Regions from separate parts of the Homo sapiens genome. Here region 2 is linked to region 1. A link is a loop called in an ENCODE intact Hi-C map of the cell type or tissue named here. Cell type or tissue: natural killer cell. All regions are shown on one strand. Links, peaks and the distances in the headings refer to the core of each region. The heading gives the core; the rest is flanking DNA.

Region 1 (11,428 bases), core at 1-8,000:
ATGGCAAAACCACGTCTCTACCAAAAATAAAAATTAAAAAAAAATTAGCCGGGCGTGGTGGTGGGCACCCCGTAGTCCCAGCTATTCAGGAGGCTGAGGCAGAAGAATCACTTGAACCCGGGAGGCAGAGGTTGCAGTGAGCCAAGATTGCGCAACCGCACTCGAGCCTGGGTGACTGAGCAAGACTCCGTCTAAAAAAAATAGGAAGGGGAGGCTCTCTGGGTCCTGATATGGAGCAATCTCCAGGATGTACGGAGAAGAGACAAAAAACGAAGTTCAGAATACACGTGGGTGCACCACTGCTCAGGTAAACATAAAGGCGGTAAGCCCTGTGTTCGAAGGCATGAGTGTGGCATACGTCTGTGAAGGTGCGTGGGAGCATGTCTGTGAACTAGCATCTACCTGCACTGAGCCACTCAGGCAGGAATCCCTGGACACTGCTAGCAGCCAAGTCCTCCAGCCAGTTTCCTACCTGAAACTGTCCCTGAGTCACCAGGCCCGTGGAACCACCCATCCTCCGCCGTCTTCACTATGCTGAGAGCACCCAGGGAGGAAAGCATTTTGTCCACAGCCACAACGCTGGTTGGCAAAAAGGCGGACTCCTAACCCAGGTCTCCTCACAGCCAGGCCAGTGTCCTGTGATGGGGACAGTCAAGAAAGCCAGTACCCACAACGGTTTCCGCTTTTCCTGTGGGAAACAGGTAGAGTGAAAACATTCTCTTTGCTTTTTCTTATTCTTGGGCAGGTTTCACCAAAATCTGCGATCTTTCTCAGAAGACAATCTAGGTGTTGCTGTGAGGAAAAAGGACGTGTGATGTTTGAAAAGTGTCTGTGAGAAGTTCCTCTCTATCAAGAAGTAACACTTGCTTGCTTTTTTTTTTCTTAGTGTTTTTATTAAAGAATCGGAAAAAATTAAAATGTCCCTCTAAGAAGGTTATGCCTGGCTGTCACCGTTGCCTGCAAAGTCTGCTTGGGGAAAAGCAAAAAATGGGGTCAGAAACATGCTCTCACTCAAGAGTGACGATGCCCTCCGTCAGGCCTGGCACCAGAAGCGGCCACCCTGGGCTCGCTGAGAACAGGGGACCCTGAACTCCTCCGAGCGGGAAAGATGCCCATTTCAGGAAGGGGGAAGGAGCAAGGCAGGCTAGATCTGGGTATCACCTGGCCCTACAACATATATAGAGAGAAACTGTAAAACCTCTGCCTCTTGGTCTCTGCCTCTTGGAGTCCTAGCATTTGTGTTCCATTACCACTTCAAGAATCTAAACAAGGTGAGGCCGAGGGGACAGAGGCAGGTGCATTTTGGCAGATCCTGAAACACGCCACAGTGAGGATGCAGAGGAAGCCCTCCCCAGAACGAAGGGGCTGAACTGAGCCTGCAGAAGGGAAGTTCTGGACTAGGGCAAAGCCCCCAAAAGTGCCTGACCAGTGACAAGGATTCATGGAGAAGGACCCCCCACTTTGGTTGGCACTCAGGGGTGCTGGCGTGGGGGCCACCCGTTGTTATTCCCATGGTCCCTGCATCTGCAGCCCAAAGCCTTCTCCACCTGTGTGCTCACATAGTGCCCAGCCTTGTTCCCAGCCAAGTTTAAAACATGATTCTCTTGATATCATTTCTGCGTATACAGGTTTGTGGGCACATTGCGAGGGCCACTGCATTGTAAAGACCTCCTTGAGTAAATAGCATTTTTGGACAATCAACAGTTAGCTAAAATATATCCTACTGTTGACCTCCCAACATCAAAGACTCTTCACATCCATGGCCAGAGGTAACCAGGCACACCCTTACTGATTAAGAACACAACACAACCCAGTGTCTGACTGGCCAGGACACTGATTGGCTGATGCAGTGACGGCAGCTCCCTGTGGGGAGCAGCGGGATGGCAGCTTATCCGTGGCTAAGGGAGCATCACTGGAGTGTATGAGATTCAGCGGGGCCTCGCTCTTTCTCCAGGCAGGCCCAGTGGGTACAGGAGAAGGTGGGGGCTAACAGAACCAGTACCACGCAGCATGATCACTAAGGAAGCCTAGTCTCTCCTTCTGGGAGGGTTTGGGCAGGGAACTGAGATGCCCATGGGGGCCAGGTAGGAAGTGAATTTACATCAGGTGGACAGGTGGGGACCATGGCACATTGGAGACTCCAGCTACAGGAGAAATGGCAGATGGAGATGTCTGCACCATACTACCAGGAAACTCAATTTGCAAAAGAAGCTAAAATTGGTATTTTTAAAAACGTGAAAGGCCAAGGCGGGTGGATTGCTTGAGCTCAGGAATTCGAGACCAGCCTGGCCAACATGCCGAAACCCTGTCTATGCCAAAAAAAAAAAAAAAAAAATTTAGCCGGGCATGGTGGTGCATGCCTGTAATTCCCAGCTATTCGGGAGGCTAAGGTGGGAGGATCGCTTGAGCCTGGGAAGCAGAGGTTGCAGTGAGATCGTGGTGACAGAGCGAGACTGGGTGACAGAGCGAGACTCAGTCTCAAAAAAACAAACAAAAGACTGGATGCGGTGGCTCACACCTGTAATCCCAGCATTTTGGGAGGCCAAGGCAGGTGGATCACCTGAGGTCACCAGTTTGAGACCAGCCTGACCAACGTGGTGAAACCCCATCTCTACTAAAAATACAAAATTAGCTGGGCATGGTGGCACATGCCTTTAGTCCCAGCTACTTGGGAGGCTGAGGCAGGAGAACTGCTTGAACCCCGGGAGGTGGAGGTTGCAGTGAGCCAAGATCGTGCCACTGCACTCCAGCCTGGGCCACAGGCAAGACTCCATCTCAAAGAAACCAAAACAAAAAAACGTGAAAACCTCCCATTTAAAATACTCGCCATTAATTCTAACTTAAACATGCAACAAAACTCCACCACCACAGCCGGCCCATATGTGAGGAAGCGCCACTTTCAGAGGGAGGAGTGCAGCTGAGGGTGGCATTGACAAAGGGACCCTCTGCCAGCCCTGTTTCTTCTCAGGTGCTGTCCTGGATATTTAGTTTACATCTGGGTGCGCTGCATCTTTGCAAATCTTTCTTGTGTTGGAGTTATCTCCTTTTTTAGGAGTCTCCTACCCTAACCAGTAAGCTGAAACTGCTTTTCCAGCCTCCCTTGCAGCTGGGACATAGGCATGTGACCAGGCTGCCCAATCAGAAGCCTCCATTCCAGACCTCAGGCTGGGAAAGTGAGCATGTGACCAGGTTCCTTCAATCAGAAGCCTCAGCTCCAGACCTCAGGCGGGGAGAGCATGTGACCAGGTTCCCCCAATCAGAAGCCTCAGTTCCAGACCACAGGCTGGGAAAGTGAGCATGTGACCAGGCTCCCCCAATCAGAAGCCAGCTCCAGACTGCTGACTGGGAGGGCATGTGACCAGGTTCCCCCAGTCAGAAGCCTGGGTTCCAGACCACAGGCTGGGAATATGATCATGTGACCAGGCTCACCCAATCAGAAGCCTCAGCTCCAGACCTCAGTCCTGAAGTGTGTGCGTGTGATTAGGCTTCCCCAATCAGAAGCCTCAACTCCAAGACCTGGAGGCTGGCGAGGGTGGTGTCGGAACATCGTGTCCAGGATGCAGCAATTCTCCAAGCCTCTCCAAGCTTCTCCAAGCTTCTCCAAGCCTGATTTGCGGGTCCTGCCAGAGATTCCTGAGCTTCAGAATATCCTGAATGATTCCTTTTCTAATGACAGTAGCCAGTAGAGTTTTTGCAACTGAAGTTCCTGGCTGACACAGGTGCCTTAGCCAAGTACAGGGGCATGCATATATTTAGTACAGATCTCAGATTTGAAATAGTCTTTAATTACAGCAATGACTGACCACGTTGGGTGATGGCGATCGAGTGAGAGGGCAGCGAGGGGAAGAGTGCCCGCCCCCACGGTTTTCTGTCTGCGGGGCCTTGGAGTAGGACCAGTGTTGTACCACAGGCCCTGGTGCCAGTGTGAGCATTGGATGCTCAAGGACAGTACGGGAGGTCTTTGATAAAAACCTCCTCTGCCTAATGTACTGGTGGGGTAGGTGACCCAAACATGGGGGAGAGCTGACCCTGAGCTCACAGCCCACCGACTTGCTGGAAGGCTACCTAAATGCGCACTTGGAAGGCCTGGTGAGGCCCACGCACACACCAGTTGGCTGGCTGACCTTGAAGCTGTCTTGCTAACTGGTTTATACTTCGGGTGACTGGTGAATAAAGAGGCTGCCAGAGCTTTCAGAACCAGCAGGGGCCCCCATGTTTGGTGAGTGGCTGGTTTCACTTTCAAAGTGAGTTAGAGACAGTCCCACTGTGAAGCCTCTACCACACGGAGTCACAAACCCATTCTGGTTAGTCTGAATCAGGTCAGGCACAGGCTCTGTTTACCAAATCCCTGACCCCCACCCCACCCCTCTACCCCAGATCAGAGATCCTACCACATGCCAGGGGTACTGGGGAAGAGGCAGGGGATTGTGAGGGCCAAAGGCTACCTGTCTGATTGACCGCATCCTACCCCTGCCTGCCTAGTTCTATACACCTCCTCACACTCTGCCCAGCAGCCAAACCACCAACACCCACACCCCAGCACCAGACCATGAGATGAGAACACTCATTTCTTCCCTTCGGTTCCACTTCATTTCAGTCCCACCCCTGTCCCCAGGCCAGAGGCTTCTCCCCAGGGGCATGAGCACTGGACTGAGGGTTTGGAGACCTAAGTTTGAGCCCCAGCAGTGCCTCCAACTCACTAGGGTCGCTCCCTGCAGTCATCACTGCTCTGGAGCTACAGACCGCAGGAACAGGCTGTAGCTAACCTGAGCCAAACAGAACTAGTTAGAGGATCTGGAGTGGTTCTCAGGTTCTGGAGGGAGCTGAAGACCCAGACCTCAGGGACGGGCAGACTCCAGACCAGCCGCACCTGCAGCTGAGTGTGGTCCAGCTGCAGAGACCCCTTTGAGGCACCAACCTCCAGCTGTTTGCTGGCTTCATTCATTAGAATTCAAAGAGTCTCATTGGCTAAGATCACGTCAAATGCCCATCCTCCAGCTGGAAAGGGTGGGGTACTTTGATTGAGAGTTCAACCAAGACTTCACCAAATGCAGGAAGGTAGATACCCCAAAGAGAAATGGGGGGGCCGCTTCTAGAAGCAGGAGGCCTGATGCCTACTGAGCAAGCAGGAACCAAAGATGCCCCGCAAGGACTGGCTTGGGTTGGATGATCCCAGAAGCTCTTCCAGGAAAGTCATCCTCTGATTGGAGGAATCCAAACTGGGCACCTTGCCTCCCTCAAGGGAGGAGGGACTCTTCTCAGCCCTTGGGAGGGGCTCCTGGCATGAGGATGCCTTATACCCCCGCCCTGAGGCCCCCCATTCGGGGGAAAGCCAGGAAGGGTCGGGGCTGCTACCTGAGTGGAGCAGAGGGATGCTCGTCTCCACCACCCACATGGGCTTGAGCCTGTGACCTTGATTTCATGGGCCTCCGGGAACTCATGAGCAAACCTGAAAGCAGCAGGGGACGAAGGGCCCCAGGCTTGTCACCCTCTTACTGGGCCAGGCTGGAGGAAACTGAGACCAGCTCATTCCTCAGTGCGTGGAGCTGCTCTGTGAGAAACGGCCCCAAAGTGGAGCTCAGGTGGCAGCCAGCAGCACAGGCCGAGAGTGCCATGGCTGCTGCTCATGCACGAAGGTGCTTTGCTGTTCCCACACCATTTCTGTGGGTTGCACATGGGACCTCTGGAAACAGCCCAGAGGCCATCACCTGTATCACACGTGAGGGTGCGTGAGGAGAGGCGGCCTGCAGAGCAGAGCGGAAAGCAACAGTCAGCCATGTAGCCTGTCAACACAGGGTTCTCCCTCTGCGCTCCCTGCCCCTCAGCCCCACTACTTCACCCCCAACCTCCTCCACCTCTCCAAAAGTACCCGAGAACCCCAGCCTCACTCCTCCCTAAGCCAGGCGTCAGGGCCCAGAAGAGACCTGGCCAGTGCACAAGGGGTCAGAGGAGGGGAGCAGAGTGAGGAGGGGGCACGGGGGTGCTTTGATCGGGAGGATGTGGTCAGCGGCTTCAGGCCTGTGGTTTGAGCCCAGAGGTGCTGCTGACACTCTGGCTGAAGTCATCTGTGCCGTTCCTGCATGAAGCAGTGTGGCAGGAGTGAGGGGTGAGGGGCCGGGTGGTGGGGGTGGTGGGCAGGGGGGATGGTGGAAGCTGCAAGATGTGTGGTTTAAGTTGTGAAGCTCACACCAAGCCTGGACATTCAGGTGAGTGGGCCGGGCAAGCCACCTCTCCCCACTGGGCCTTCTTCCTGTTTCTCTCTCGCTTGAAATCACCTCCTGTCTGTCCCTTCTCAGGCCCAGAATGCAGACCACCAAGGAGGCTCTGAACAGCCCACCTCAGAGACACCAGAGGCTCCAGCATCACCGAGGCTCCAGAGAGCAGAGGGCCACCAGGAATGCAGAGGGCAGAATGCTACAGAGCAGAAAGTTCTAGAAGCATAGCCTTCCCAGGGAGGTACTAGGTAACTCCTCTAGCCCTTACTACGCACCAGGCCCTATTCTAAGTACACATGTTGATTCCCGACTATGCTGAAGGCAGTTTCAGGTTCAAGAGCATCAGCATTCCCTGAGAGCTGGTCAGAAATGCAGATGCTCAGGCCCCAGCCCAGCCCTCCCGAGCCAGAATCTGTATTTTCACCACGTCCCCAAGCAACTCGAGTGTGCACAGAAGTTTGAGAGGCCGCATGTTACCTCAGTGAATCCTGACAACAGCACTTGCAGACTAGGACTCTTATCCTATTTTGCAGATGAAAAAACTGAGGCACGGGGAGGTTAAATAACTCGCCCAGGGCCGCACACAGGTAGGTGATAAGTGTCAGAGATGGGATGTGGGCCTGGGCCATCTGGCTCCTAAGCACATGCTCCTAACTACCAGGCTGCCGCCACCTTTGGAAGAAGAGAGCCATGAGAATTTGAGCTATGGCTGGCCGCATCTGTGCCTGCTCTGGCCGTGTGCCTCTGGCCTTCCAGAACCCACTCTGTCCTTCCTAATGTTTCTCTGACCGTGGCCTCTCCAGGGAGAGTCTGAATCATGATTTTCCCAGGCATGGAAGGTAGGAACACCTGCCAGTCAGCATGGAGCGTTTGTCAAGCGTCTGTATTATCCTGGCTCAGGGCTGGGAGTTATAGCAGCCACAAAAGATGCCCAAGACTCCACCCAGCCCTCAAGGAGCCCAGAGTTTAGCTGCAGGGACAGGAAATAGGCATGGGAACGAATGCAATATAATCACAGCTAAAGTTTGTATGAGATGTGCAGATGCTCCTGGGCAGCTGCCTCTTCAGGGCAGGCTTCATGGAGAAGAGGGCTTTTTTTAAAAATTTAATTTAATTTAATTTAATTTAATTTTATTATTGTTTGTGGGGTTGGGGGAGGAGGGGAGAAGAGGGCTTTGAGCCAGGCCTACCCAGGGCAAGTGCCAGAAGGACAGAGGCGGGGAGGACACAGGTGCAGACCGGCCTAAAGCAGACACTTGGAGCTGAAAACATCCTGAATCCAACCGTCCACAACTCCCCTCTACAGCATCTCCTCAAGAGGGCCAGACTCCCCTGAATTCTCCCTACGGCAAGGAAGTCATTCCTCGCCAGGGGAGCGAGATCATGGCCTGTCTGGTGTGCACGTGTGTGTGTCTTTGCCACAGGTGTGTTCTTTCCAGAACTCCTGTGAACAGGTGGGCCTCCTTTGTGCAAACCTGAGCCATGCACATCCAGCTCAGCTGATAGCTGGGCCAGGAGAGGTGACCTCACCGCCCATGCTCAAGGTCTCTCTGTTGCACTGGACAGGGCCCCTCCAGCCTTAGGCCCTTGAAGTCCTGGCTCCTTGGAAATGCCCCTGCTACTGGGGGGACCCTCAACTGCACCAAAGGACCGCAATGGAAAGGGGGCACTCAGCGCCAGAGCCTCCCCGCCCCCCCACCTCCTGCCGAGAGGAAGCCCAAAACTGGCACATCCACACACACAGCCACACGCCCCCTTTGAAGGCACTGCACCGCTGCGTGTGTTGTACACGGAGCCTGCGCTTCCTGGGCCAGAAGTGAAGCTAAGATGCACTCCACGCATTCAACCGTTGAACCCTCATTGCAGCCACCAGAGTTCTGTGCCACCCCTGCTCCGTTCCCGCGGTGGAGGGAGGACGCCTAGGCCTTGGGAGGGATCGGGAGCGCGTAGAGTGACACCCTGGGCTCCACATCCACGACACCTTCTCCCCCATCTGGACTGCCCAACTACTTCATGCCTACCTCGGGACTTTGCATGCAAAAGGCGCTCAATCATCCCTTCAAGAATAATTGAGTTAGAAAACAGCAGGGCACAATGACAGGTGGGCCCAGAAGTTGCCACCAGAGGGCAGTGCGCGCACCTCCCCAGCCTCCTCGAGACTTGTGCTGCAGGAGGGAGGTGAAGTCGCGGCCAGGAGCGTGACCACGCTGGACCGTGTCTGCTGCCTCCCCGGGAGTCGCAAGTGCCCACAGGACAAGCAGGGGAAGCAAACTGGGCCCCTGGCTTCTGGGAAGACAGCATGAGGGCAGACCAAGGAAAGGCAGCCGAGACCAGCAGACCTGCAAGGGATCTCGGAGGCTCTCAGGCCCAGCTGCTTGCTGAATAGGTAATGATGCATCTGGGCCCAGAGAGAGGCAGCTCTCAGCCTTAGGTCACACAGCAGGGCAGGAGTGTGAACTCTGGCCTCCAGCCTCCGAGGTCCCCTCATCCCACCTAACCCCCAGACTCAGAGAAGGACACTCCACCCAAGCAATTTCTCACCTTCCCCTTAATTGGTACAGATCAGAAACGGGAGCACCTCCTTCTCCTGGCCCCCACGTTTAGGGTTCCCAGGACAGCCTCCGACCCACCCTCTGCCCCTCCTGTATCCCTTTCCTCGGCCCTGGGTGACAGCACCCCTGCCCAGACCAGCTCTGACTGCCTCCAAGTGCCAAGCGCTCACAGTCCTCTACCCCCAGCCCCAGCCGGCACCCTCAGTCTCGTCCCACCATCTCTCTGCCTCCTGAGTCCCTCCCTGAGTCCCATGCCCTCTGCCCCAGCGACTGCCCTTGTAAAGTGAAAATCCGACCCCACCCAACATTTCCTGCTGCACTTATGCAGTATCCAGGCCTCCTCGCCATGGAAAGCCCAGGCCTGCGGCCTCTCTGGCTTCTTCTCTCCCTTGCCCCACTGCCCCTGGCTGTCTGGCAGTTCCTGGAAGTCTCCAAGCTCTTCCCTGCCTCGAGCCCCTGCCCACGTTCTCTCTGCCCCAGGCCTCAGCCTGCGGTCACTTTCTCAGGGCAGCTTTCCCAGCACCCCGTGCATCTAAAGTGGATGCTGCCCTGCCCATCACTGGATCAGGTGCTCATATTCCTAATTGACTGGGCATAGGTGGGAGGATTTGCCTGGTGTCTGTCTTCCTGGCTGGACTGCGGTGCCTCAAGGCCACAGGTGAAGTGCATGGAGTCCCACAGCTTCTCTGAGCCTAAAGCTTTGTGTGACAAATGCATTCAAACTGCATTTATTGAAAGATGGGAAGCAAGGGAGGAAGGGAAGGGGTGCGGGAGGGAGGGAGGACAATCTTGGTGTTGGGCTGAGGTGGCGTCTGTCCCCTTTGCATGAGTTCAGTAAGGATTTACTGAGCACCTGCTGGCAGCAGCATGCTGGGCACTGTGGGAATGACAAGGATGTGTGGGATTTGAACTCTAACTCAGAGTACCTTCTCTTGGTATGGAGGTAGGACAAGTATGCAAATGATTATAACTAAGGAAATCGTGTCAATGTGGTGACCCTTGGCCTGAACTTTCAGAACAGTCCTGGTATCACGTGAGAAGAGTAAATACATGTGATTTGATTCTAAACTGGCTAAGACGTTATTAAAGAAAGTAACAAGACAGAAAAAATACTTTTTCAGGCTGTCTGTGCAGTTTTGTCTTTAGAAAATGTGGTCATAATGAGTATGAGAGGCATAGAGCGTGCCCAGTTTGAAACGCCTGCAAATGACAAAACACAAAAACACAAACCCAAAAATAGAACGTGGCTTGGCTGGAGCCATAGGGGAGGCTCCAGAGGATGTGGCATCGGTGCTGTGGGCAGTGGGTCATTGTGCAAAGGCAGTGAGGGCTGGGTCCCCATCCCACCTTGGCCACTTCCTAGCTGTGTGATCTTGGATAAGTTCCTTTACCTCTCTGAGCCTGTTTCTGCATCTGAAACATGCGACTACTCCCCACCTCTTAGGTTCATGGGGATGGCATGAGATTGTGCACACAGAGAAGCCATCACCCACAGTTCCTGGCATGCAGGAGGCACCTGAGGAAGGCTGGGTTCTTCCTCTTCTCTGGGAGGATGGGGATGAGTGTTCCATAGGCCGGAATGGGTCGAGAGAAAGGGCCCAAGACAGAGGGAGCTGCAAGAGCCAAGGCACAGACTAGGTGGCTGAAGGCAGTTGGGGAACAACAATTATCACCAGAGCCTAATATTTCCCCAGCTCCATCTCCTTCCCTCCACGCCCAGTGCCAGAGGGGCACTGCTTATATAGGGGTTCTGCTTACAGAGGGGTTCTTGCTTACAGAGGGGTTCTGTTTACAGAGGGATGCTGTTTACAGAGGGGTTATTGCTTACAGAGGGGTTCTCGCTTACAGAGGGGTCCTTGTTTACAGAGGGATGCTGTTTACAGAGGGGTTCTTGTTTACAGAGGAGTTCTGTTTACAGAAGGGTTCTTGTTTTCAGAGGGGTTCTTGCTTACAGAGGGGTTCTGTTTACAGAAGGATTCTTGTTTTCAGAGGGGTTCTTGCTTACAGATGGATTCTGTTTACAGAGGGGTTCTTGCTTACAGAGAGGGGTTCTTACTTACAGAGGGGTTCTGTTTACAGAGGGGTTCCTGTTTTCAGAGGGGTTCTTGCTTACAGAGGGGTTCTGTTTACAGAGGGGTTCTTGCTTACAGATGGATTCTGTTTACAGAGGGGTTCTTGTTTACACGTTTACAGAGGGGTTCTTGTTTACAGAGGGGTTCTTGCTTACACAGGGGTTCTGTTTACAGAGGGATTCTGTTTACAGAGGGTTCTTGCTTACACAGGGGTTCTGTTTACAGAGGGGTTCATATTTGTTAGCGGGACGCTGCCATGTCATCCTTCACTCTGCATCCAGAGCATCCTTGCACACAACTCTTCAGGGGCTCCCCACTGCCCTCAAGACCCTATCCAAGCATCCTGAGTCTGGCTTCAAGGCTGTCCCTAACTGGGCCCCCTCTTGAAGATCCCCCTTTGCATCCAATCCTCTGGCCACACAGAACGCAGAATCGCTTGCATGCCTCCCCCTCCTCCCAGGGTTTGCCCCCTCCCTGCCCTGCATGTGGCATCCTTCCTTTGCCTTCTTATCCCGCGGACTCATCATCCTTCAGGCCCCGGGTTCACATCCTCCGTGAAGCCTCCCAGGCCTTTACCCTTGCTTTCTGA
Region 2 (11,609 bases), core at 1-8,000, 67 kb after region 1:
AATTTGTTTTATGTTGTTCCAAAAGAGGAGAACTGAGGCCAGAGGAGCACACTTCTGAGACACTCATTTTTGCTGGGTAGAGGAACTCTCTGGCAAGCAGGACCATCGATATTAGAGCAGCTGGCCTCAGGAGGGAGTAAGAGCCCCATCCCTGAAGGTACACAAGTTGTGGCAGCAACCATCTGGCCTGCAGTTTCCAGAGGGGAGTCAGGCGTGGGGTGGGACTGGAGTGAACGGGTAGATGCTTCCACATGCGGCAGTTGGCACTGACGGCAGGAACACGGGGGTGGCTTAATGGGTCCTGGGGCTCCCCTCTGGCCCTCAGGAAGGCAGGAGCATGAGGGGCTTGGGATGCAGCACCTGCAAATTTGCACGTTCCTGGCCTCAGGAGGCCTCCAGTACAGAAAAGACCATCAACGAAGCTCTGCAGCCATCTGCTAAGAAACGCCACAGGGAGGGGACAGCATGGCCAGCCGGGGTGCCATCAGGCTTTGGGTGGGGATCCTGGAGGATCAGACCCATCTAGGTGGGAGCGCTGGGGTGCAACCTGGAAGGAAGATAAGCAGGGAAAGAGAATTTGGGGACATGCAGAATCCACAGCTCTCGCCTTCCTGGCTCACAGCTCATTCCCACCTCCAGGTCTTTGCTCAAGGTTTGACTCCCACCAGGACTGCCAATGCTGCTCTCCCCACCTCACCAGTCCTCTCTGTCCTTCTGGTCCCACACCTCCAGGAGGCCTTGTGGGCTGCCTCCAACTCACTGACCCCACCATCTGCCCCCTGGGGATCATAGCTCAGGCTCTCCCACCTCCACCCACATATGTGGGTGCAGGATCTCCCTGGCTCGACTGGGCTCTCCTAGGGCCAGGGACCAAGGCATCTTTTCCATCACCTCCTGCAGGAATGGGCAGAGTGGGGCTCCGTGACACCCACTCCCTGGCCCGGGGGTGGGGGGTTACCAGGCATTCATTCATACCTTGGGCCTTGCCTCTGGAAGATGAGCTCCAGAGAGTGAGACTGGCCCAGGCAGATGACAAGTAGGCTGCGGAAACTGAGGCAACCTCCATACCCACCTTCTTTCTGTCCTGGCCTAAATGCCACTCACAGTGAACCAAAGGCCACTGCTCAGCCAGGGCCTGCTGTGTATGGGAGTTGGGCACTAGAGTGGGGGACTCTTACCCCTAGAGGAGGCTGCAGGCGCGCTTCTGCTGCCGCGTGGGCTGAGGGCACAGCACGGCCCGGATGGCCTCGTCGAACACGGTTTTCAGGCCTCTCTGGGTGAGAGCTGAGCACTCCAGGTATTTCACCGAGTCTGGTTGGGGAGATGGACAGGAGAGCCAAGGCCTAAGTGGCGGGGGGGGTTCTGGGCCAACATGTCTCCTATGCCATACAACCCCTTCCACGCCATACACCCCTCCCACGCCATACACCCCTCCCACGCCATACACCCTCCCGTGCCATACACCCCTCCCACGCCATACACCCCTCCCACGCCATACACCCTCCCTCCCACGCCATACACCCCTCCCACGCCATACACTCCTCCCACGCCATACACCCCTCCCACGCCATACACCCTCCCATGCCATACACCCCTCCCACGCCTCCCACGCCATACACCCCTCCCACGCCATACACCCCTCCCACGCCATATACCCCTCCCACGCCATACACCCTCCCACGCCATACACCCCTCCCACGCCATACACCCTCCCTCCCACGCCATACACCCCTCCCACGCCATACACTCCTCCCACGCCATACACCCCTCCCACGCCATACACCCTCCCATGCCATACACCCCTCCCACGCCTCCCACGCCATACACCCCTCCCACGCCATACACCCCTCCCACGCCATATACCCCTCCCACGCCATACACCCTCCCACGCCATACACCCCTCCCACGCCATACACCCCTCCCACACCATACACTCCTCCCATGCCTCCCATGCCATACAAGCCCTCCCACGCCATACACCCCCTCCCACGCCATACATCCCTCCCACGCCTCCCATGCCATACACCCCTCCCACGCCATACACCCCCTCCCACGCCATACACCCCTTCCCATGCCTCCCACGCCATATACCCCTCCCACGCCTCCCACACCATACACCCCTCCCACGCCATACACCCCTCCTATGCCATACAACCCCTCCCACCCCATACACCCCCTCCCACGCCATACACCCCTCCATGCCGTACACCCCCTCCCAAGCCATACAACTGAACACCAGGCTCTGGGGGCCGCCATCCAGTCCCAGTGGGGTCACCTGGAGGCTGTGTCACCAGGAGCAAGGAGTTTAACGTCACCGTGCCTCAGTTTCCTCATGTCTGTAATAGCGAGCGTGAACTCAGTGAGAGACTAAGGCCTCCAGGGCAGGTCTGTGTCTTTCTTGGACACATAGCCCTTAGTCCGTGGAAGGAGGGCGGGAATTTTGATGCTTTTCTGTGAAGGAAAGGGCTCAAGCATCAGTGACCAAATCTCTGGGAGCCTCACCTTCTAGAAAATTGTCTTGCCCATCCCTCCAGGATTCTCCCAGGGTTGCAAATAATCCCCAGGAGGCCTGAAGCCCTCAGGGCCCCCTCCCCAGGAACTTCCCAACATCATCAGCCCCTTCCTTAGCACCGTCCCTGTCTTACAGACAAGGAAACTGAGGCTCCTGGAGAGTATGCGACTCATCCAAACTCACACGCTGGATGTATTCCCTCAACCTGGGCCCAGCTGGGGGCCTTCTGGGAGGAGTGGCATTGGAGAGCTCCTCTGTCCTGCCATGGGAGGCCCAGCCTTCTCCCACATGAAGACCCCTCAGGGCTAGAGCCCGGGGCACAGATGAGGAGAAAGGCAGGCCTAGTTCCCACCCCCAGGGACGGCGTTCCATGACATTCTGCAAAGAGTCCGTGTGACTTCCCATGTCCATTTCAAGCTGCACAGTTTCCCTGAAGTGAAAAACCACAAAACCCCTTCTGCCGAGATGCTATGCAGGCCTGGGGGCCGATGTCAGAACCAAGAGGAAGGAGAAGGGAGGGGAGGGGAACTCTGGGCCCTCCGCCAAAGCCCGCTTGCTTCTCTGTGGCAGGATGGAAGGGGATGGACGCTGGTCACCACCTACCCTGTGCCAGGCACTGAGCTGGGTGCTTCCAACAACACCGGGGTGAGTTCCCATTTCACAGACCAGGAAACAGGCCCAGAGTGGGGAAGCCAAGGCCCGAAGGCACAGAGCTGGGGGGAGAAGTCGGGATGGCAGGAGGGGCAGCCCCTGGAACAGGGGAGCCCACTGAGGCCAGGTGCTGGGGAGAAAGGAAGGGTGGGGCAGGGACGAGGAGCCTGAGGCTCAGAGAGGATGTCACTCGCTCTGAGTCACATGCTGGGCGTCTCCCCTCTACCTGGAGGCATATACGCCCACCAGGGATCATGGGCAGTGGTTGTCATGGGGCTTGGCTGGCAAGAGCAGGGTGCCCTGAGCTCAGCCCGGAGTCTGGTCACCACAGCCCCCTGTGTTGAGGAGGTGTCACTGGGCACTTGGCCACTGTCTCCTTATAAGGGACCACATCTGCGTCCACTTCCCCCACATCCACCAACTGCCTTTTCCCTGGCACCCAGCCACCCACTCACCCAGGACAAGGGTCCTGAGCTGGGGGGCCAGGGCTCACTTTGGCTCGGCCTCTCACTGCTCTAGGACTTTAGTCAGTTCCCCCTCTCCGGGCCTCAGTCTCCCATCTGTCTAGGACTCATTGCCATGCGATGGCTCATCAAGCTGAGGCAGGGGGCAGGGGAGCTACAGAGAGGGCAAGGAGGGTGAGGGGGCGGTGGGGGCAGTGGAGGTGCAGGGAGGACAGATGGCCCTCAGCTTTGTGGCTTAGGGAGCCAGTCCACCCCTGTCAGAATCCTGGCTGGGTGGCCTTAAGCCAGCAACATGTCCCCCCGAGCCTGTTTCCTCTCTGTAAAGTGAAGGTGACAAGAGCTCTTCGTCATAGCTGCTGTGAGAATGAAGTGGCTCCCAGGAAGTGCTCAGTCCACATCAGCTGTGATTATCAGCTGGGCTCAGGGCTGCCCCCAAAACTTGTCATCCCAGGGCTGGGGAGTCCAGGTGGGCAGAGGCAGTTGCTGCTTCCCTCACTATCCCTGCCAGTCCCCCCAGGACTCCCCCTAGGCCTAAGCTGGTCTGAGGCACAGTTAAAATCACTGCCCCTGCCCCAGCTCCATGCAGGGTCAGCCAGGAAAGACTGGCTAGAGGCCAAGGCAAGAACTCTGAGTCACCACCTTATGGAGGAGAGAGGGCCTTTGGGGATTGTCCAGGTCAGCTTATGTGGAGAGGGAGACTGAGGCCCAGAGAGGGGCAGCCACTAACCCAAGGTCACACAGCCAATCAGTATCAGAGCCAGGACCAGAATCCAGGCCTCCAGCACCCTCCACATGATCCCAAAGCATGTGCTTTACAAGGGAGAGGTCAGTGACAGCCAGGCCACAGGCTGGAGAGCTGCACCCTGAATAGAAGGAGTCCAGGGGCAGGGGTTGGAGGGGTGCTGGTTGGTCAGAAAGAGAAGGCAGGGATGAATCCTTGATATTTAAAAGGAAAGACTTGCAGGCTGGGGAGCTGTGGCCCTAGGACAGGGGAAGGGAGCCAGGGTGTGAGCCATAGTCTGAGGCCCCCGGGGAAGATGGCTGTGTCACCACGCTAGTCACAGAAGGAGGGAGGTGGTGGCTGCGGTTTCTCTTCCTGTGAAGAGATGTGAGTCCCCAGGGCCCTCCCAGTTCCGGCAGGGGGAGGTGGGGCGGGGCTGGGGCGGTGGGGCGGGAGGAGGTCTAGTGGATTCAATTTGGGGGCCAAACCCTGGGCCTGCAGAGTCCTGTGGTGAGGCAGAGGGCACAGCTCATATGACCAAACCCAGCTGGTGGTTTTGGGCTTTTGGGCAAGGATCCCTGAGCTACAGACACATTGGGACCTACCAGGGACAGGGACAGGAACAGCCAGCAGGCCTGGGTACCATGCATGAAGCCAGACCCATGGTCATCGCCTCCCTGATGCAGGCAGCCCTGAGCCACTACAAAGAAGCACCCCCCAGCAGTGAGCCAATAATTTGCTGTCCTTCCTTCAAATCTGGCTGGGCCACCTACTAGCTGGGTGACCTTGAGAAGTTACTATATTTCTCCAGCCCAGTGATTTGGAGGCAAAGAGGGGTCGAGCTGAGAAACCAAAGGGAGTGGGGAAAGGGAGGAGAGAAGGTGGTGGAAGGAAATGTGTCACCCTTTAGATCTAATGCAGCGCCACCTCCTCCAGGAAGCCTTCCCAGAACACCCAAGTTTGACTTGCCACTTGTCCTCCAAGCAACCACAGCACCCCCACTCAATCTCTGCTTCTGTCTGCTCAAAGCACACCTCCTTATTTTCAGTATCTATTAATAGATACTACTCATACTACTAGGACGACTACTACTAACACAGAGTGCTTCTCACACACAGGTGCTGCCCTGGCAGCTCCACCTGGAATAAGTTACTGAATTCCCCCAACCACCCCAGGAGGCAGGAGCTATCACTATCCCATGCTTTTCTGATAAGGAAACACAGGCAGAGAGAGGCTACGTGACTCGCCCAAGGTCACACAGCAAGTGCACAGCACAGCTGAGTTCAAACTGCACAGCCTGGCCCTGCAGCCCGTGTTTACAATCACACCACGAGGCCAAGTCAGGGCCTCCCCTGCAGCCAGATCGCCCCTCTGAGCCCGAGGCCCATACCAATCTCCTTGGCCAGTGCCAGGCCCTGCGGGTAGGTGATGGGAGCCAGCTTCTTCTCCTTCAGTTTCTCGATGGTGTCCTTGTCGTCCCGCAGGTCCAGCTTGGTGCCCACCAGGATGATGGGTGTGCTGGGGCAGTGGTGCCGCACTTCTGGGAACCACTGGGCAGGTGGGTGGGGGGACACAAGGTTGTATGGGTCAAGAGGGGGCGCGAGGCTGTGCGGGGATCAGAGGGAGTGTGAGGGTGTAGGGAGAGGAGAGGCAGCAAGTTGCCAGAAGATCAGAGGTGGGCACGACGGTGAGGAGAGAGAGACGTGAGGTGGCACAGGGAGGGGAGGCCACGACGTTGTGCAGGAAGGAGGGGGCGCATGATTGTAGGAAAGGAGGAGGCGAGGTTTTGTGCAGACATAAGAAGCAAACATGAGGTTATGTGACAATCGGAGGCGGACATGAGGTTGTGTGGGGAGGAGGAGAATGCAGCCATGGAAAGTGGGGGTATAGCTAACTATCGCAGCACCCCCCACCCCAGGTCCTCTGAATCTTACCCCCTCAAGTCCCTCTGCCAGCCCTGGTTGGCACTGGGGACCCTCTCTGTATGCGACCTCTGCTGCCCCAGGGACCAGCCTAGAGTCACCAGTTCCTCCCTCTGTCCCTCAGGGTTACCTGCCCCAGAGCCCCCAAGGCCCACCCTGTCCAGCTCACCTTGGCGCGGACGTTCTCATAAGAGGCTGGGCTGACGAGGGAGAAGCAGATGAGGAAGACGTCCTGGGGACAGAGCAAGCGAGGTTGCTAGTGAGGAGGGCCCAGAGGTGTCCCACCATGGCAGCCACCGAGAGGTGGAGCTTGGGGCTCCCTGAGGGTGGAACACCCCAGGGAATGCTGGGGACTTAGGATCTGGGCAGAGCAGAGATACCCTTCTCGCCTCTACCACGAGGCTGCTGTTTGTTAGGACGCTCACTAAAGGCCAGGGCCTCTGCGAAGTGGTTATCCTCACATGTCACTCTGCAGCAAGCACTGCTGGTAGCCCCATTCCTCAGACAGGGAAAGTGAGGCTTCCAGAGGTTAAAGAGTTTGCCAACGTGCACTCTGGTGAGGGGAGGATCTGGGATTCTAGAGTCCATACTCCAATCCATATACTATCCACCATCTGATTACCGGCCTTAGCCGCCTCCCTGCATACCCTGGAGGAAGGGCGAGGACCCAGCAGCCACCTGCAGGCATCCTCCACCTCTCCCCTCCCCCAGCACTCCCAGGGCTCACCATGCTGGGCTGCCTCCTGGGGCCCTGTGCAGAATCCACCTGCCCCACCACTGGAAACAGGGGGTGCCAGAGCCCAGGAGGCAATGGGGTGGGAAGATGGGCACATTGAGGACCGGGAACCAATGCAGGGCTGAGGGAGTGCAAGAGGAAGCCCTTCTCTGCCTGGGACATGCAAGGCAGGCAGACTCCCTGAGCTGGGCCTTAAGGGGAGAGGTAGGGTTTCCCAGGCTGAGCTGGCTGGAAGGGCATCCCAAGCAGAGGGAACAGAGACAGCAAAGGTCAGGACTGCAAGGCAGGTGGGAGCAGCACACCGTCTGTGGATAGGAGAGCGGCCGGAGACGGTCGTAGTCCTCCTGCCCAGCAGTGTCCCACAGCCCCAGGTTCACTGGCTTGCTGTCCACCATCACATTGGCTGAATAGTTGTCAAACCTGTGGGGAGCAGGCAAGGCGGAGGTAAGGTCAATCTCAAACCCCAGAACCTGGGAATTGTGGTCCAGCTCCATGTCATTCCTCGGAGGCTGAGACCTAGAGACAGTCTGCGACTGGCCCAAAGTCACACAGCATTTGCAATTGGGTTTCTTTATTTGTTTCATTACTGATTCATTATATTTTTTAAAAATGTAATACAAGTTAACAAGAAGAAAAAAAGATTGTCTCTTAATCCTTTTCCTACCCGTACCTGTCCTTTGGAAAGGTAATTGAGGCTGTGTAACTTTTCCTCCCAGTCTTGATGAGAATAAACTTACCTCTCTCCCTATGCTGCCACTCAATGTTTGCTTTTTGTTGTTTTTTGTTTGTTTGTTTGTTTTTTGAAATGGAATCACGCTCTGTCGCCCAGGCTGGAGTGCAGTGGCACCATCTCGGCCCACTGCAAACTCTGCCCCCTGGGTTCAAGTGATTCTCCTGCCTCGGCCTCCCAAGTAGCTGGGATTACAGGCATGCACCACCACGCCCAGCTAATTTTTGTATTTTTAGTAGAAACAGGGTTTCACCATGTTGACCAGGCTGGTCTCGAACCCCTGAACTTAAGTGATCCGCCCGCCTCGGCCTCTCAAAGTGCTAGGATTACAGGCGTGAGCCACTGCGCCCAGCCGCAATATTTTGTCGAATGAATGTTCATCCCGTCTCAGGCTGGGTCCCCCCAGAAGCAAACCCTGAGACAAGGAGGTGATGTGAGGGGTTTATTCGGGAAGTGACTCCAGGATGCTGCAGAAGGGGAGTGGGGAGGAATAAAGGAGGGGACAGCAGCTGACACAGGGCAGGTGGTTGAGTTGTCATGGCTGTGGACTGCTGCTGCTCTCAGTCCTGCTGGGGCCACCTGGGAGACAGAACGGACCGTGCTCAGGGCGTCCCCAGAGAAGGCAGGAAGCTAGGGTGCTGTCATTCATCTCCCATCTTCCAGGGAAAGAGGGCTGCTTCCGGGGCCTTTCAGCCCACCCCAGAGTGTGCGTGAAAGCTGTTAGTCACTGGCCATGGGAAGGGCCACGGCAAACGGTAGAAAGACACATGCTGCCGAGGAGATGGTGTGAGGCACTGACCTTGACTCCCAATGTCTCCCGCCAGACCCAGAGAGCCCTGCAGGGCCATCGAACGAGCCTCCAGATGCACTTGCTAGGCACCTACTATGCATCGGGTGCAGAGCCAGCGCTGGGGCCACCAAGGAGTACATGCCTGATCCTGCCCCCACAGCTGGCGGAAGGCCAGACACGGGGTGAGGGGCCTGACAAATATCAGAGACGGGGAAGCCCAACGAATGCTGGGAGGGCCATCCCAGGGCTCCAAGCTCGGAATAGGGGAGGTTTTGCAAGCCAGTTCTTGCTACACACATCCCCGCGAGGAAGGTGCTGGCTACCCACGCTGTGGAAGGGAAAACTTGGCTCAGAGAGATGCAGTGACTTGCCCAAGGCCACACAGCCAGTGAGTGACCCAACTAGGTAAGAAACCAGAAACCAGTGACCACGACCAGTGCTCACTGCCCCAGGCCACAGCTGTGCCTCCGGGAATGCCCTCACCGCCTGCCCCTGAGGGTTAGGGAATCACTGTCACTTTTCCCGCTGTGGTCCCCCACACAGGCCCTGACCTGGTCCACTGAGACCTCCGGCTCCTCTGACTTCTCCTCCTACTCCTCCCCTCGCACACCAGCCAAGCCGTTTCCCGGGAAAGGCTCACACTGCCCACCTCCCTGTGCTGGTCCACACAAAGCCCCTGCCCAGAATGTCCTTCCCACCTTAGCTGTCCATATGTTCTCACCAACCTGGTCTCTGGCCCCCACACCCTCCAGGCTGCCCAGCCCTCCAAGCCTTTGATCCTGTCTGTATCTCCCTCTGGAATACGCTTCCAGCCCCATTTCACTCCCAACTTCTATTCATGCTTCAAAACCCTGCCCAGACAAGTCCTCCTCTCTGGCGGAGCTTCGTCGTCCTCTACCTGTAAAGAGCCCATGGTTCCCTCTCTCAGGTGACTACTTTGCCTGGACCACGAGCAGGCACTTGGTGAGTCTCCACCCCTTCAAGGGCTGTGGGTTCTGTGTGGGCCAGGCCGATGCCTGCTTATTCTCCACAGTCTCAGGCCTGTCACCCAGTGAATGCAGGTGGAAGGGAATTAAACCACCTCCTCCAGGAAGTCCTCAGAGAACGCTACTCAATGTTAGGCTGCAGAAGCGCTAACACTTCAGAGTAACACAAAAGACACCTCTCCTGAGAGGAGTCCCCCACACCCCCAAAAAGTGGGCAGCCCAGCCTTTTTAATACACTTTGCCTGTCCAGCCCTGGACAGAATTCCTGGTTACCTCTCAGTTCCTCAAACGGCCCTGTTCCCGCCTGTCTGGAAAGTGCCTGCAAACAGTGGCCCCTGACTTCCCACTCTCCTTCCTCTCTCCCTTCTCTTCCTCCCCACTGCCAGGCTGGCTGACTTTTACTCATCCCTCCAGCCCCTGCTCAATGTCACCTCCTCCAAGAAGCCTTTCCTGACTTCCAGCCATGTCGGGGCTACCACCCCACCTAAACCAGCACTCCTTGGGGAACTCAGCATCCCAGGTGGCAGGCACTAAGCCTCATTTGTTTGCCGCTGCACCCTGGGGCCAGCCCGCGGTCTGGTGCACAGCAGGTGCTGGCGTGCACCTACTCTGGGTACCACCTACACTGCTGTGGGATTTCAGGAAGAAGGCGCTGTCCAGGGAGACACAGTGAGGCATGATGGGAAAAGCCACACCTGTGTTGTTTTTCCAGTTTTGACCAGAAACACACTTTTGGGAAATGCTTGGACACTCTCTCCTCTAATGTCCAGCCACAGTGCTAGTGCCAAGAAGCCCCACAAGATTCACCTGTCTCCTCTGGGTCATCCCTGGAATCTCAGGGCCACGGTGATGGGGAAAGAGCTGGGACCTTGAGAAGCAACAGCCACCTTCTCTGAGGCCAGGCAGGGGGCTGAGGGTCTTTGTATGTTAGGTCTTGAAGTCTCATGTGATCCAAGACAAAAGGATCTTAAGTTACCCCCATTAGACAGATGAGGAAACTGAGGCCTGAAGAGGTCAAGGACCTTTCTTGTTGGGCGGGAACACAGAGTTCCTTGGGAAGCCAGGACATCCTGGCTGTGTGACCCTGGGTGAGTGACCTAACTTCTCTGAGCCTCAATCTCTTTAATGTGGAGGGGAAAATACCTATTTCTTGGAGCCATTAGGAGAATCCAAAAAAACAGAGGATGTTCAAGCCACCCCACTGGGAGATGCTGAGAAGCTAAGCAGTCTCATTTTCCATGTCCCCAAATGCCCCTGCCACAGGGCCCCTCCCCAGAGGACCAGAGGGACAGGTGCAGGAATGTGTCAATGGTGTGACACCCCTGAGGGTCCCCCTTACTTAAGAGACCCACAGGCAGCCAGGACCAGAGAGGAACCTTATGCACAGACCACCATGGGCAACCCTCACCCCATTTTCCGGATGAAGAAATTGAGGCTTACAGAGAGGAAGGGACTTGCCCAAGATCTCCCAGCCAGTGGGTGGCAGAGCAAGGCTAGATCCTGTTACCCAATTCAGAAAGGCCCACATGGTAAGCATCGCTGCTATTTCATGGCTGGAAATGGAGTTGGAGAGAGCAGAGACCATGTTTTCATCTAGTGCCTGTAGAACTCTGAGGCCTGGCCCTAGAATGGAGTGGAGGAGGGGAATGGGGCAGGTGGAAGGGGCCCCAGCACCCAGGTATCACCTGACCACCACCGAAGCCCACCCCCACGGAGGAAGGATGGTGCATTCAAGGAACCCAGAGACCACAGGGCACGCATGGCTAGTGACTTGGGGGTGAGAAAGGATTGATGTCATAGGGGCACGGACCAGTCAGGTCTTGGTTCTCAGGGCAATGGGGAACCAGCAAGGGGCCAAGCCAGGCAGAGGTGATGAGATCAGATTTGCATTTATAAAAGGTCCCAGCTGGGCACGGTGGCTCACGCCTGTAATCCCAGCACTTTGGGAGGCTGAGGCAGGTGGATCACCAGGTCAAGAGATCGAGACCATCCTGGCCAACATGGTGAAACCCTGTCTCTACCAAAAATACAAAACTTAGCTGGGTGTGGTGGTGCATGCCTGTAGTCCCAGCTACTTGGGAGGCTGAGGCAGCAGAA

What was found. Peaks named below come from ENCODE experiments on the same cell type or tissue, not always from the same donor. Only the 100,000 strongest peaks of a DNase experiment are listed, where the experiment ranks them.
Region 2: it touches region 1 in a loop (5-fold over the local background); 6 of 110 quality-filtered maps call a loop at or near these places.

Annotation. Positions count from the first base shown.
Region 1 is chr22:37,158,364-37,169,791 of GRCh38, forward strand. It overlaps IL2RB-AS1 (IL2RB and C1QTNF6 antisense RNA 1), which reads left to right and starts at 8,396. Exons shown (of 2, transcript NR_199008.1): 1 at 8,396-8,601. It also overlaps a transcript of IL2RB not described here. RefSeq lists enhancers at 8,567-8,616, 9,931-9,990. In natural killer cell, for the core only: a CTCF peak has its summit at 4,230; DNase peaks (open chromatin) are centred at 4,258, 4,508, 5,718, 5,998 and 2 weaker places; H3K4me3 peaks cover 334 bases; H3K27ac peaks cover 7,680 bases.
Region 2 is chr22:37,225,493-37,237,101 of GRCh38, forward strand. RAC2 (Rac family small GTPase 2) reads right to left here. Exons shown (of 7, transcript NM_002872.5): 3 at 7,309-7,426; 4 at 6,440-6,502; 5 at 5,739-5,898; 6 at 1,179-1,311; 7 at 1-547. The coding sequence ends at 1,181. Among named protein-coding and RNA genes, the nearest start is that of RAC2, 13 kb to the right of the region's middle. RefSeq lists enhancers at 5,042-5,101, 5,632-5,771, 8,259-8,760, 8,761-9,260, 11,541-11,609. In natural killer cell, for the core only: no CTCF peak of the experiment used is centred there; DNase peaks (open chromatin) are centred at 3,979, 4,709, 5,309, 6,099 and 5 weaker places; H3K4me3 peaks cover 420 bases; H3K27ac peaks cover 6,265 bases.